Regions from separate parts of the Homo sapiens genome. Here region 2 is linked to region 1. A link is a contact called in ENCODE Hi-C or POLR2A ChIA-PET data. All regions are on one chromosome and are shown on one strand. The core of a region is the stretch at or near the end of the contact, and the rest is flanking DNA. Distances in the headings are between cores, read along the strand shown. Region 1 has its middle 140 kb from the start of TEAD1. Region 2 overlaps TEAD1 (TEA domain transcription factor 1).

Evidence for each region. A loop is a pair of places that touch in the nucleus more often than their neighbours do. ChIA-PET counts read pairs that join two places held with the same protein, here RNA polymerase II (POLR2A). Pooled maps may share reads with other maps.
Region 2: a map of IMR-90 shows a loop between it and region 1 (4-fold over the local background). The contact joins two enhancer-like sites. A Hi-C loop is called at or near these places in 5 of 168 maps with a recorded cell type or tissue (IMR-90, ascending aorta, chondrocyte and 1 more) and 7 of 50 pooled maps. POLR2A ChIA-PET finds 5 or more read pairs at or near these places in 2 of 52 experiments (AG04450 and Panc1).

What each region holds. Positions count from the first base shown.
Region 1 is chr11:12,535,661-12,542,076 of GRCh38, reverse strand. No RefSeq gene overlaps it. Among named protein-coding and RNA genes, the nearest start is that of TEAD1, 140 kb to the left of the region's middle. Within about 2 kb of position 2,321, at least 7 of the 41 ENCODE cell types and tissues checked have a DNase peak (open chromatin) inside an H3K27ac peak, as active enhancers do.
Region 2 is chr11:12,890,904-12,897,319 of GRCh38, reverse strand. The region is part of intron 9 of TEAD1 (TEA domain transcription factor 1); the gene reads right to left. Among named protein-coding and RNA genes, the nearest start is that of TEAD1-AS1, 29 kb to the left of the region's middle. Within about 2 kb of position 3,509, at least 4 of the 41 ENCODE cell types and tissues checked have a DNase peak (open chromatin) inside an H3K27ac peak, as active enhancers do.

The DNA of each region.
Region 1 (6,416 bases), core at 1,072-3,571:
AACCTTGAGCAACTCACTTACAACTTCTTGGAGGCTGTTTTATCATCTGTAAAAACATGAAGTTAATCACACCTACCTCAGAGGGTGCTGTGATGATTAGAGAAAATGCTTACATACAAATAACATTCAAACATGTCAGCAGTTTTAATATCAGCCCCAAGAATGGAGGGAATGGGGGGTCAGAGGTCCCTGGAGCCAGCTTTGCCATCAACGGGCTCTGTGACCTTGGGCAAACTCTCTCCCCTCTGCAGTGGTGGGGCTAGATGCGATTATTTCTAAGAACGCTGAGCGTCCCACCTCCAGGATTCTTCTTTCTCTTTTCTTTTCAAGCAGCCCCCGTTCTGGTCTCAGGGAGGCAGGTTCTGAGATGGAGGTATATGAGCAGGTGGCTTACTGGGGAGTGAGCCCAGGAACAACACCAGTGAGGGAGCGAGAGCTCAGGGTGAGGAGCTAGGCTGTGATATGCAGTGAGGGTGGCCTCAACTGCTCCTACCTGGAGCTCTGGGGCTGGAGGGAGGATCTTGAAAGAGCCTCTTCCCTTCAGAGATGTCCAGATGGAAGAAAGTGTATGCACTGACTGTGTGCACCGACCAGTCCTTGGGTGCCCATGCAAGGGCGTGTCATCTTGGAGATAGGCTCACATCTTTCTTCAGCAGGGCCTATCATGCAGTGGGAGGCAGCTGGGGGTGTGGAGGGTAGGGAGAGAGGGAAGAATGAGTGCCTTGGCCCTCAGGGCCACCTGGGCAGGGGGTACCACAGCATCCACTGCACAAGCCCTTCCTGCTTCTAGACTTCTCTAGAGTGGAGATTCAGTCTGCTGGCTTCTCAGTCTTGGACCTGGCCTGCCCTGGCCTTCGCCAGCAGGGGAGAAATCAGTGTCTGTCCACGAATACTCATCCACTGTCTGCAGCTGCCAGGAATTCTGAAGGCAAAAGCTAAGGAATTCAAAGCATCTATGACTTAGCAGGATTGTTCCAAAACTGCAGACTTCTCCAAAGAGCCTTCTGGATTTCATTGTGAATGCTTCTCTCAGTTCTTAGAACATAGCCAAGGACTCCCGCCCCTCACTTTTCAGGGCTGTCCTCTGGCTGCTGGGGTCAGTGGGCCTTGGTGAGCTTGCCTGGGGAATGCGTGGGTGTTTGGAACCCTTGCCTTCCTGCCTAAAGGTAAGATGCTTGGAAGCTGGAGTCAGACAGTTCTACCCCTTTCTACAGGGTTATTTTGGCCACTCCACTTAACCTATCTGGGCTTCTTTGCTCATCTCTAACATGGACTTGGTACTACCCTCAGAACCTAGGGACGTGGCTTTTCTGGAGGCTAAAAACAGAACATCTTGAGCAGATAAACATGCTGCCTTCTGGTAAATATGTAGTTTGAGTGGTAGCTACTATCTTTCTATATATTTTACCTCCTGCCCCATCCCCAATCATAACTGATTGGTCCAGGAGTGGGCATTAAGAATTTATTTGGAGCCTTGTATTGGCATCCTGAGCTATAAAATTTGTACAAGGCTACAATGGCAAGCAGCTTTCCTTGTAATATTCCTGTCTCCCTCCCACTCTCCCAAAGACATCACTAGTCAAAAGGCAATGGGGAGAGTGCTGGGTTGATTAGTAATGTCTGCCATAGATATGTGAGGAGCAGAGGAAGCATGGTACTATTTGCCAACCCTGGCCTAAGGCTTGCAGGAATAACGGTAGCACTAGGAACCCCTACTGCTGTGGAGCTTTCAGGTTTACAGAGTGTCCATAGCCACACTATTGTTGAGCCTCTTCACCAGCCCTGGGTTGTGGAGTGGCCCTCCTCGGTGTGGGATGATTACTCTCATAGTTGGAGCATAGGTTCAGGAGAGAGGCCTGAAGATGGCGGGGTGGGAGACACTTCTGAGCCAGGCAAAATCAAACCAGGATTCAACAAGTGACAAGCCCCCCTTACATCCTCACTACCGACGGAGAGGCTCAGAGGTACAGTGATTTGCCCAGTATCAGACAGCTAGCAAATGCCAGGCTTGAACATAGGCCCTTTGCCCCTAAATCAAAGTTTTCAGGGGTTCTGGCTATCCTAATAAAATGTGCTTGCACTCTCTCCCCTGGGCTTCCCCTGAGTCGAGTCTCTAGCAGTGTAACCTGACTGCAGATTTTCACATTGGGAAAATCCAAGAGAAGAAACTTGCTGCCTGTGACTTGTTTTCTCTCAGTCCCTGGAATTTGATTTTGTAAAATGATCTCATAGGCTTATTATAAACATGCATTGATGTACATCTTCAACTTTTGAAACAGCCAGTGTGAGTAAAGCTGAGTCACGAATGGAGGAAGCAGAGCCTTTCAGTAAAGTCTATTCACATATGGGCACAGGCTGTGCCAGTGGAGCCGTGTGCTTCCAGGCAGGGCTCTGGGCTCAAGTAGGCCGTAAGTCAGGATTGCTGTCATCTTGCTTTTTCAGTCCCCTGTCTCTGGGTCTACTGGTGTTCCCAGCCACAGTCTCAGGAACCAATCTGCTGATGTGCAGTGTGGGGAGGTAGAGGTTCACAGGCAGGCAATAACTCAACAGCCCTGGAAAAGTTCTGTTATTAAAGACCTAGTATCTACCTGGAGCACCTGGACATTGTTTGATGACAGCACCCTCCTCCCTGGCTCTCTCATCCCTCTCACGGGCCTAAGCTCCTGCCTTCACCTGCCCTGCACAGCAATTGCCCAATGGGACTCAAAAAGCCCACTACTAATTCCAGCTGGTCCCCTGTCTGAGGCTGGCAGACTGGGCCAGCCCCCTCTGTGTGGTGCCATCTCCCCTGATCTCAAGCCCTGCTTGCTGCCTGTCGCTTAGCCCTACCTGCTGGAATCCTCCTTTCCCTGTACACCTGCCTGAACTGTGACCAGCTTGTGTGTTCCTGCCTATGAGACCTCAGCAAGCCTGGCTATTTCCCTGGGCCCAGCACTGGTCAGCTGGGGTGGTGCTGCAGACTCCAGCCTCTGTACCACCCATGTCCTTCCCTCTCCCCCCAACTCCAGTCCAGAAGCCGGGAGCTCAACCTGCCTCTAGCTTTCTACCCAGAGGAGGACAGCCCCCCAAGTCCCCACAAGGGCAGAGACAGGCCACTTGTTTGTTGGAGAGGAAGTGAGGCTTCCTCAGGCATTCATACCTGTGCCTCTTCCCAGAGTACTCCAAATAACCAAGTGTTTCGCATAAAAAGACACAGAGCATACCCTTAAAAGAATACTTCAAGGCTGGCACTTATAATTCTAGTGCTTTGGGAGGCTCAGGCCAGGAGTTCAAGACCAGCCTAGCAACATAGACTCTGTCTCTACAAAATAGAAATAAAGAATTAGACAAGTAGGGTGGCATGTGCCTCGAGTCCTAGCTGTTTGGGAGGCTGAGGCAGGAGGATTGCTTGAGGCCAAGAGTTTGAGGCTGCAGTGAGCTATGGTTGTACCACTGCACTCTAGCTTGGGTGATAGAGTGAGACCCTGTCTCTAAAAACAAACAGAAATGGAACAACTTCAGAGTTCGGATAAACCTCTTTGTTTAATTTCAGAGTTTCCTGCAATCAGTTAAGAAAAGCCCCACCACTCCCCCTCCGTCAATTAACTAGATAAATACATAAAGTCAAGAGGAAACAGTATTTGTGATGGTAAAAGGAATTTTGATTCACAGTTGGAATCAAACCTCGTTGACACTGATCATGACCTCACCTCTAGCCTGTGTGGTGTTGGGGAGCCAGGGTTAAAGGAATGTGGAGGCAGCAGGACATCCTGGAGAGAATGAAGACTTCAGAGTCAGACAGAGCTAGATTTGAAGCCAGCTGGCGAACCTCTGTTTTCTCTTCTGTAAAATGGGTAACTATAGCACCTACCTGACAGGTTAGCATCTACATGATGGATAGGTTTCTGTGCATGGTACATGGCTGGAGTCCAACAAGAATTTATTTCAAGTCTGTCTTTTTCCACTGGAGATCATCACTGAGTTGCGGTCTCCTGAGCAGAAAGGGGGTTGGCAGCCGGAGCATGTGTCTCTCTTGGAACACCCTAGGCTCTGGCAGCACACAGGTTATGCAAGGCACAACCGGAGGAGGAAGTAACAGGATCCTAGCAGTGACTGTTGTTGGAGAGGGTCAGACCAAGCTAAAGCTTGGAAGGAGATGCAGCCTGGTTCCATCTGGATCTGAATCAAGGGTCAGAGGGAAGTGTCAAGGCTTGGAAGTCACTAGAGCATAAGCGCATGAGGCTGAGAGCATGTCTGTTTTGTTTGCTGTGGATTCTCCCATGCCTAGCGCAGCATCTGGCATCATAGGCAGTGTTTAAATATTTATTGAACAAATGAAGAATAAATGAATTAGTGACAGCCTTATCAGTTCAGAGCCTGGTTGTTTCGGGAGTTCCATTTGAAAACAAGGCAAAGGAGAACAGCTGCTGGCAGGAAACAAATGTGGGAACCACCAAAGGTTCTGAAGATACACCATGTTTAAACGGCTAGAACCTCAACTCTGGAGCCACGTGGCCAGGACTCAAAGCTCTGTCACTTACAAGACATGGAACCTGGATCATGTCACTAAATCTTTCTGTGCCTTCATTATGTTTTTTATTTTTTAATTTTTTGCCTATAACATGGGGATAATAGAACCTACCTCACAGGATTGTTGAAAGGACCAAAGGAGATTATTTGTGTGAAGTGTACACTGTAAGTGCTCAATAAACACAACTGTTAGTATTAATTGAGAGGGATGTGAAATTAGCTGTGTTTCCAGAAGTTTTGGCAGGGAATACACACAGAATGGATAGCTTAAAGAGAAACTTCTTAATATAGTGATAGATTTTAGAGCATAGAAAGAAAAAAATATGGGGAAAAAAACCCTGCAACTAGTTAAGAGTCATTGCAATATCTGGGCATGAGAGGATGAGGCCTAGATTAGGGGACTAGTTGGGGGTCCACAGAGGGAGAGGACCAGTGCAAAACAGATGGTTCATGAAGGAGCAATTGGTAGAACTGATTGGATGTGTTGGGGGGAGCAGAAAATGTAGAACTCCTTTGTGGGTCTGGAAGGAGATGGTAGCTCTCGAAGAGATGAGGGATGTCTAAGAAGGAGCAGGGCTGGTGAAGGATAAAAATCCAGTTTGGAATGTGCTAAGGGGGACAAGGGGTAGCCCGCTTGAAAGATGCTGTGAAGCTGGACATGCCCACGCGGATGGGTGAGATCTTGGGGTTGGAGGGAGGGCAAGCAGGGGTGGAAGCCAGGGGACATGTAGGAAGAGACGTGTGGAGGGCACTTCCAGAGAACACCCATGTTCGGGGGTGGGGAGAGGAAAGACCTCCACCTAGGAGCACACAGAGCTATAGCCAGAGGGCGGGTGAGAAGGGGACAAATGCAGTGCCCCTGAGGCTGTGGCAGCCAAGTTCCTGGAGGAGTGGAGCAGGGGAGTGGGGCCAGGGCCAGCCAGTGGGTTCAGTGCTGACAACTCAGAGGACAACTTATCTTCTGGAAAATTAAAGGCAGAATCTAGGGGTTCATAAAAGAAGGGAGAAAGGAAGGAAATAGAATTAGCATGGGTCTGTATGAGACCAGGAAATTGCCTTAAGGAAAAAGTAAAACAGGGCAGAAGATGGAACTGCAGTGAGAATGGAACCTGTATGTGTTAGGAGTGAAAGTCAAGATGCTGGAGAAGGAGGGAGTCAGTCCTGGAGCAGGCAGGTGGAGGAAGTGGCAGCCTCAGAATTGGGGCAGGAGGTAGTGAGAGAGGCAGTGAGAAAAGATGTTGAGATGCTATGGAAAGAACATGAAGCAAATAGCTTTGACTTTCTTGGTGAAGGAAGAGATGAAGACATAAGCGGGGAGAAAGTGGAAGGACATGGGGATTAGGTAGGGCACAGGTGTATGGAAGATGAAGGCAATCCGTGAGAATTAGAGGACTCTCAGAAGCCAGGGAGCACGCAATGGCAATTGAAAAATGACAAAGTAATTGGCTGATGCATGTCCATTCTGGAATTTTCTGCAGTAATTTTATGTTCTGGGACAAGAGTAGAGATGCCTGCCAATGGGGATGACCAAACGGTGAGTTTAGAGAGGCAAGGAAGCTGTGTGTGAAGACAAAGTCGAAATGGCTGGCAGTAGAGCCTAGGCTGGACTTTGGGTCATTGCTGGTCATCTGGAATCTGTAGCATAAAGCCAGTGATTTCCTAGCAACAAGTAGTACTTTAGAAGAATGACCCCAAGTCTCCGTTTGGCTTTAGGGTGAGTTGTGTGATTTTTGGAGCAGCAAATCTGTGTGGAAAATGAAGTTGTTGATCCTGGAGGGAGATGCTCCCAAAGATTCCATGGCAGCTGTGGCTGGGGTATTTTCTGGAAGAATCTAACTAGGGACCCTCAGTGGTATCTGATGCTATCTCATCATGTCATTGAATTACCTCAAATGAGCTGCACCTGT
Region 2 (6,416 bases), core at 2,260-4,759, 350 kb before region 1:
TCTCCTTATAAGGGAAGTGGGCCAAGGTGGATTATTTATTTGCTTCTCTCCTTCCCAAATAAATCTCGTTTCTTCTCCAGCAGTGGTAGTTTCCCCAAAAGTGAAGGTGGCACATAAAACAAAAAAAGGGCAATTCTATTCTATGGGGCACAAAACAAATACTCATAAGAGAAAACTGGCATTTGGGAAAGAAAACTGGCATTTGGGATCAAGATATGAGCAGAAAAAGGGCGAATGTCAATGACTCACATATGCAAGGCCCAAGACTCGATTTCCTCAATATCCAAAACGGAGGCTAATTTTGACTTCTCCAAAAGAGTCCCCTAGGCACTCAGTAGAGGCACAACTGATTATCAACATCTCAAGGTCAACGATGGAAAAGGTACTCACTCTGCCTGTTTTACAGATTTTAATAGAATGAACCAGCACACCTATCATCCATCATACATGCCAGGCACTGTGCTAGACACCAGGAATCCATGAGCTAACAACAAAGTGCTCATCTTCATAGAACCTACAGAGTGACTGTACAGAGCAAGCTTATTACCTCGATACTTAGAATTCTATCTTTCCCAAATAAATATATGTTCTCATAAATTCCTACAGAGAAGATGGGGATAATAAAGACAGTCAACACCACTTCTACATATCACATGAACTAAATTAGCATTTACCTGCTCTTTTTATAAGAATGACCTTATTCTCCAGCATTAAACATATTGTTCATTAGCAAGGAGAAAATATGTGGAAATCACCTAGAAAACATGAATAAAGTTTCACAAGTCCAAGGCAAAAACCATAATGAACATCAAATTATCCATTACACATGAAAGTAGAATACTCTTTCAGATATTTAAGGTATCAGAAAACTGACCTTCCTTGCAACTTGTTCCCAGGGAGCTATAGGAGGGTATGTTCCTACAAAAGGATGGAATACGTTTTAAAAAGAGATGGGGCCTAACATAGAAGAAAGGTAAAGAAACCAGCCAGGTCAGCAACCAGTCCAGAGTGGATCCGTGGAGCTGAGGACTCCTGGAAGGATGTCACCAAGAGAGCGGACCTGATTTATATCTCACCATCTGGAGAAGAGTATGAGTTCTCCTCGAAACTTTGAGGGTGAATTGGTGTAGCTATGTAAAACTGAACAATTTTTTAAGAAGACAACCATACACCCCAGAAAAAAACGTTTTACAATTAAGGAAATGGTTCCAATATATAACATTAACCACGCTGTGTGCAAAATTTATATGGGTTTGTAAAATTAACTGAATGCTAATTTTTTTTAATGTGATATAAGCACATAGGGTGACTGAAAGGAAGACGGAGGGGGGCATATACTAAATTTAGAGAAAAGCACATAGGGGGACTGAAAGGAAGACGGAGGGGGGCATATACTAAATTTAGAGAACTAAATCGTAGTCTTCTATGTTAAGAAGTCAACAGATGATGCCTAAAATTAATAGAATGAGATATACAATATAAGCATGTTATTTAGAAATGTGGAGGTAAATATATTAATACAAAGAAATGGCTGAAAAGGCTGCAAGCAATGGTCCCCAAAAAGTAGAACTGGAAGGTGAGGAGCCATGAAGGAGCAGAATACTGCTTTTCCTATGGGCCACGTGCTTCAATCTGGCTTATACAATTATTTTATTAAATAAACCACCAATCAAAAACTATCTTGAAAGATTATGGAGTTTTTCTGAGGAAGGGAAAGAACCATAAAAGGAAGCAAAAAACATTACTTCAGGATGTTTACTCTGTGTTAGCCACAAGTTCCTTGGGCTTTAAAGGAGCTCGGGTCAGACTGCAAAGCTTTCCTACAGCTCAAACGCTCAGGACAGCTGGACAGGAGCTGGGACGCTTGTCTGCAGGTAGGGTTCACCAAAAAGATGTTGCACCAGTAAAACCCTACCTGGATCAAGGATGCCACGCAGTACCTGATGCCATCTTAATATGTGGATTTCTATTTTGACTTGGAGAAATGTCCATTTTCTCTTTGTTTTGCTATAATCCCTCCAGTTATTCTTCATAGCAGTTGCAAATAATAATAAAGGTGAATGCAACCCTCGAAAGTCAACCATTCACTTGCAAAGGGCTTCTGAGATACCCGGGGGGGGTTAATAAAGGACTTTCGTCTTCCTTCAAAGCTGCTCTATGGGTCACTTTGTTTCCTGGTCCCTGCTGTTCTTTGCTGCTTAGGGAGCCTGCAGTGAGGAGTGATGAACACCTGGACTGTGGTGTCAGATGGGATCTGGGTTTGAATCTGAGCAGTAGCACCACTTCCTAACTGAGTCATCCAGGGCAAGTGATTATAGCCCTCTCTCTCTGCTGCAGTTTCCACAGCCATAGTGGAAATATGTATACTTAGTAGAACTATAATGCAGGAATAATAATAGTACCTACTGTACTGGAGTGTCAAGAATATTAAATGAGATAATGCAAGGAAAACACATAACACTGTACATAGCACGTAATTTGCTGTTGTTATTACTTTCCGGAAGAATCATGATGTTTCTTTACTTTGGACGAAATAATGTGAAATCAATACGGTCCCTCTGATAACAAAAACCTGGACATACTAAAACTTAAAGCATAAATGAAGACAGGGAAAGTTTCAGACTCATTAAGGCGATTCTGTTCTGATGTTACCATCGGTGCTAGGGTAGTGGCAGTGTGGGGAAGCCTTGTGGGGTCTGGCGTCCGCATTTCCCTCAGGCACACAGTACCCTCTCCAGATACCTGCTTCCTACCTTCCTCTAAGGCATGCAAAGTCTGTTCCCAAAAGTGGAGTGGGGACAGCCTAGGAGGTTGTCCATCACTGTAGATGAAACAAACCACAACAGTACAACTTCCAACAGTGGTCACTGGGGCTTTTTTCTCTTTTTTTTAAAAGGACTGACAATACATTCTAGATGTATTGAATCTAGATGTATTGAACTGATGAAGGCAGTTCAATCTTTGTGGAAAAGGAAGAAAAAGCCCTACAAATCTGCTAGTCCTCAGCATCTGCGAGGTGCCCTCAGACACACCGGGTCCTGCACTGCACCGTCCAACCTGAAGATGGCAGTCTTTTCCTAAATTTGTTCCAAAAATTCTAAGTATTTGAAGAACGTAGTGAAACCTTGAAAAATGACTGCTGTCAAATAATACCAAGAAAAAAATTATAATCCACTTAGGAATTTAAAGAAATCAAGACAAATAACTCATGTCAAGGTATGCTAATGTACAAGCTGGAACAGAACAAGGACAAATCACCTACATTTACTTCTTGTCACGGTCCTGCCTGGAATGTCTGTCCACCTACCCCCCAGGGCAGGCTGGGCAGCCTGCGGTGGCCCCTGGGGGGACAGGGAATGGCTGCGGAGCCAAGCCAAGACAGGTTCCCGCACATTCAGCCCAGGAGCTTGCCTGTGCTCACGGTTCCTGCCCAGGAGAAAGTGAATCTGAAGTGGGTTCTCTCCTCAGCTCACTGTCCAGGGCACCAGCCCTGTTCTGGCCACTTGGCCCTGATATGCCACTTCATCCCATGCCCCTCGTTCTTCCCAGAGAGAAACATCATTGGAAACAAGGAGCAAGTGAATGCCTCCTTCCGGGATCTCACACCGAGATGCATCCTTCCCACCTCCCACTCCCAGCACCATCTCTACAGAGGGGCTGCTGCTTCCTCAGACAGGAGTGTGTCTTCCCCACAGAAGTGCAGCTGAAAGGCCCACCGACTGAGTGAGCAACCAGGAAGGTGCGTGGGGTGCGGACCTGCCAAAGAAAGCAGAGGGGGCCTGACTGGGGCCTCTGTGAAATGTCTATAGAACCCGGATTTCCAGACGCTTTCAGTGGCCTCCTTCCCAAAGGGTAATGAAGAAACAGGGGAAGTGGCCAGAGCATCTTAGAAACACAGTACAATGTCTGCTGCCACAAGAGAGTGTGCCCTGGGCCGGGAGGGGCTCGCAGGTGGCTCGGCAAGGGCTCAGGACTGTGAGGGGCATGGGGGTGCTCCACACTGAGCCATCATCTCCTTCCCCGGGAGACACTCCATCTCCTACGTCCTGCTGGAAGACCAGGCTTGGAAAAACATGAGAAAAACCTGAGAGACATTCAAGGACTAAGCAGAGCCAACCGTTAGATCAGCTGCAGCCTTCCTCCCCAAACCTGGAAGGCCAAATGTACTTTCCGACCACTTATTCCGAAGCATGAGATGGGAACATTAATGACACCTGGGTTAGAATATCTAGGCTCTGCTATTTTTGAGCTGAGTGGCTTGAGGCAAGTTGCTTAACCTTTCTGGGCCCTGGCTTCCTCATCTGAGCAGTGATGAACCCTAGCCTGTCTACAAGGTCAAATGAAACAGTCAATGTGAAAATTCCGCCCAGGCCACACAGAGCTGCACAGATGCTGGTGACCTGGCTTACTGGCATGAGATCACTTCCAAGCCCTGAATTACAGGAGAGAAGGAGCCTCTTTTCTGAAGGACCAGGAACCAGATTTGTTCAAACAGCCATTCTCCACCCCAAGATGGAGCAACTGCCTCAGCAGCCACTATAAAACTAGGAAGCTCCTCCAGAGACACCGGTGCCCTTCTCTGTCCTGCCCAGGATAAAGGCAAGAACCCTCCTGGCAATCGGGAATTAAAACCTTACTGCTGCTGCTTCTTTTTTATTTTTGTTTATTTATTTTTTTGAGACAGAGTCTCCTCTGTTGCCCAGGCTGGAGAGCAATGGCGCGATCTCAGCTCACTGCAACCTCTGCTTCCCAGGTTCAAGCAAATCTCCTGCCTCAGCCTCCCGAGTAGCTGGGATTACAGGCACCCACCATCATGCCCAGCTAATTTTTGTATTTTTGTAGAAGCGGGGGATTCACCATGTTGGCCAGGCTGGTCTTGAATGCCTGACCTCAGGTGACCCACACGCCTTGCTTGGCCTCCCAAAGTGCTGGGTTTACAGGCATGAACCACTGCGCCCGGCTGAAACCTTGCTTTTTATCTTGTGTCTCCAACCTAATCCCCCATGCACAGCCATCCCCCTCTTCTTTCTTCCACAGGCCTCATTAATGTCATATTTCCTTAGAGCTGTCCTGGTCACATTTTCCAAACCAAGAAAGGATCTGTGTTCTGACAACGGAATTTTAGTTGATCTGTAAATTTAGGCCATTGAAAGAAGTATAAAAATGTGAAATTAAATCATCCTTGGGCCCACGTTTGACCAACTGCCTTTACGAGAAAGAATCATGTTATCTGCAGGATATATTTACAGACCTTCCATGCGGGCTCAACCACAGGCCTGCCAGTCCCCCAGAGGGGAGACCTTGGGCTCCCTCTGACTATGAAGACTGCTAACTCCCACATCCACGTCCAGGAGGTCCAGCCCCTTGGAATAAAGATAAGGGCCAGAACACCAGGCAGCAAAACTCCCTTCCTTCTGGCTGAGGGGCTGCCATCACCAAGCCCAGGTGACCCTTCAGGAACTCTCTCCTGTCCTGGAGCCCAAATCAAATGTCCATCTGTGAATGGAGAACAATCCCTGCCCTTCCCATTTTCCCAGATAGTGGGGTAAGTGTCATTTTCTCATACACTGTGAAATTCAGACAAAGTTCAAATAGTCAACCCTGCCATCTATTAGCCAGGTCCCAGATGAAGTTACTTAAACTCTCTGAGCTTTCCTGTCTCTAATAGGTATTTCAACAAGCTTATTTTGAGAATGAAAGGCAAAAGCATTATCATCAAGTCAGTTCTTAGCAATCCTGCTTCCTCCTCTGTTCCAGGACTCTTCAAATCTTATCAGCATCCTTGGTCTCCAACACCCAGTCATTACCATTTATCCTCCTCTTCTCACAGCTCATTAATCCACAAGGCTTTTTAATTTTATCTCCATAACATCTCTCCCCTCTGCCATTTCCTCAGCCATGGCCCCTGCCCTGGTTTGGTCCTCATCAGCCACCAGCTGGCCAACAGTATAGTTTCCTCCAGCCCCTGCTCTCACCTGATGCAGCCATCGTGTTCCTGAAGCACAAATTAGATCACATCCTCTCTTTAAAAAGCAGGGTGGGGTGGGAGAATACATATTCATATTAGATTGTATATGCACTAAAATCACTACAAAGCCTCATAAGAGAATAGTAGCAGTGGCTACCTACTTAAGGGTAGGATAGGAATGAGAAGGAAGGGACATCTCCCTTCCATTCTCTTATGCTTGGAGATTTTTTGACCACATTAATTTACTACCTTTATGAAAAGTTTAATTGATTTTAAAAACTAATTGAGGCCGTGCATGGTGGTTCACATCTGTAATCCCAGCACTTTGGGAGGCTGAGGCAGGCAAATCATTTGAGGTCAGGAGTTTGAGACCAGCCTGGCCAACATGACAAAACCTTGTCTCTACTAAAAATACAAAAATTAGCCAGGCATGATGGTACATGCCTGT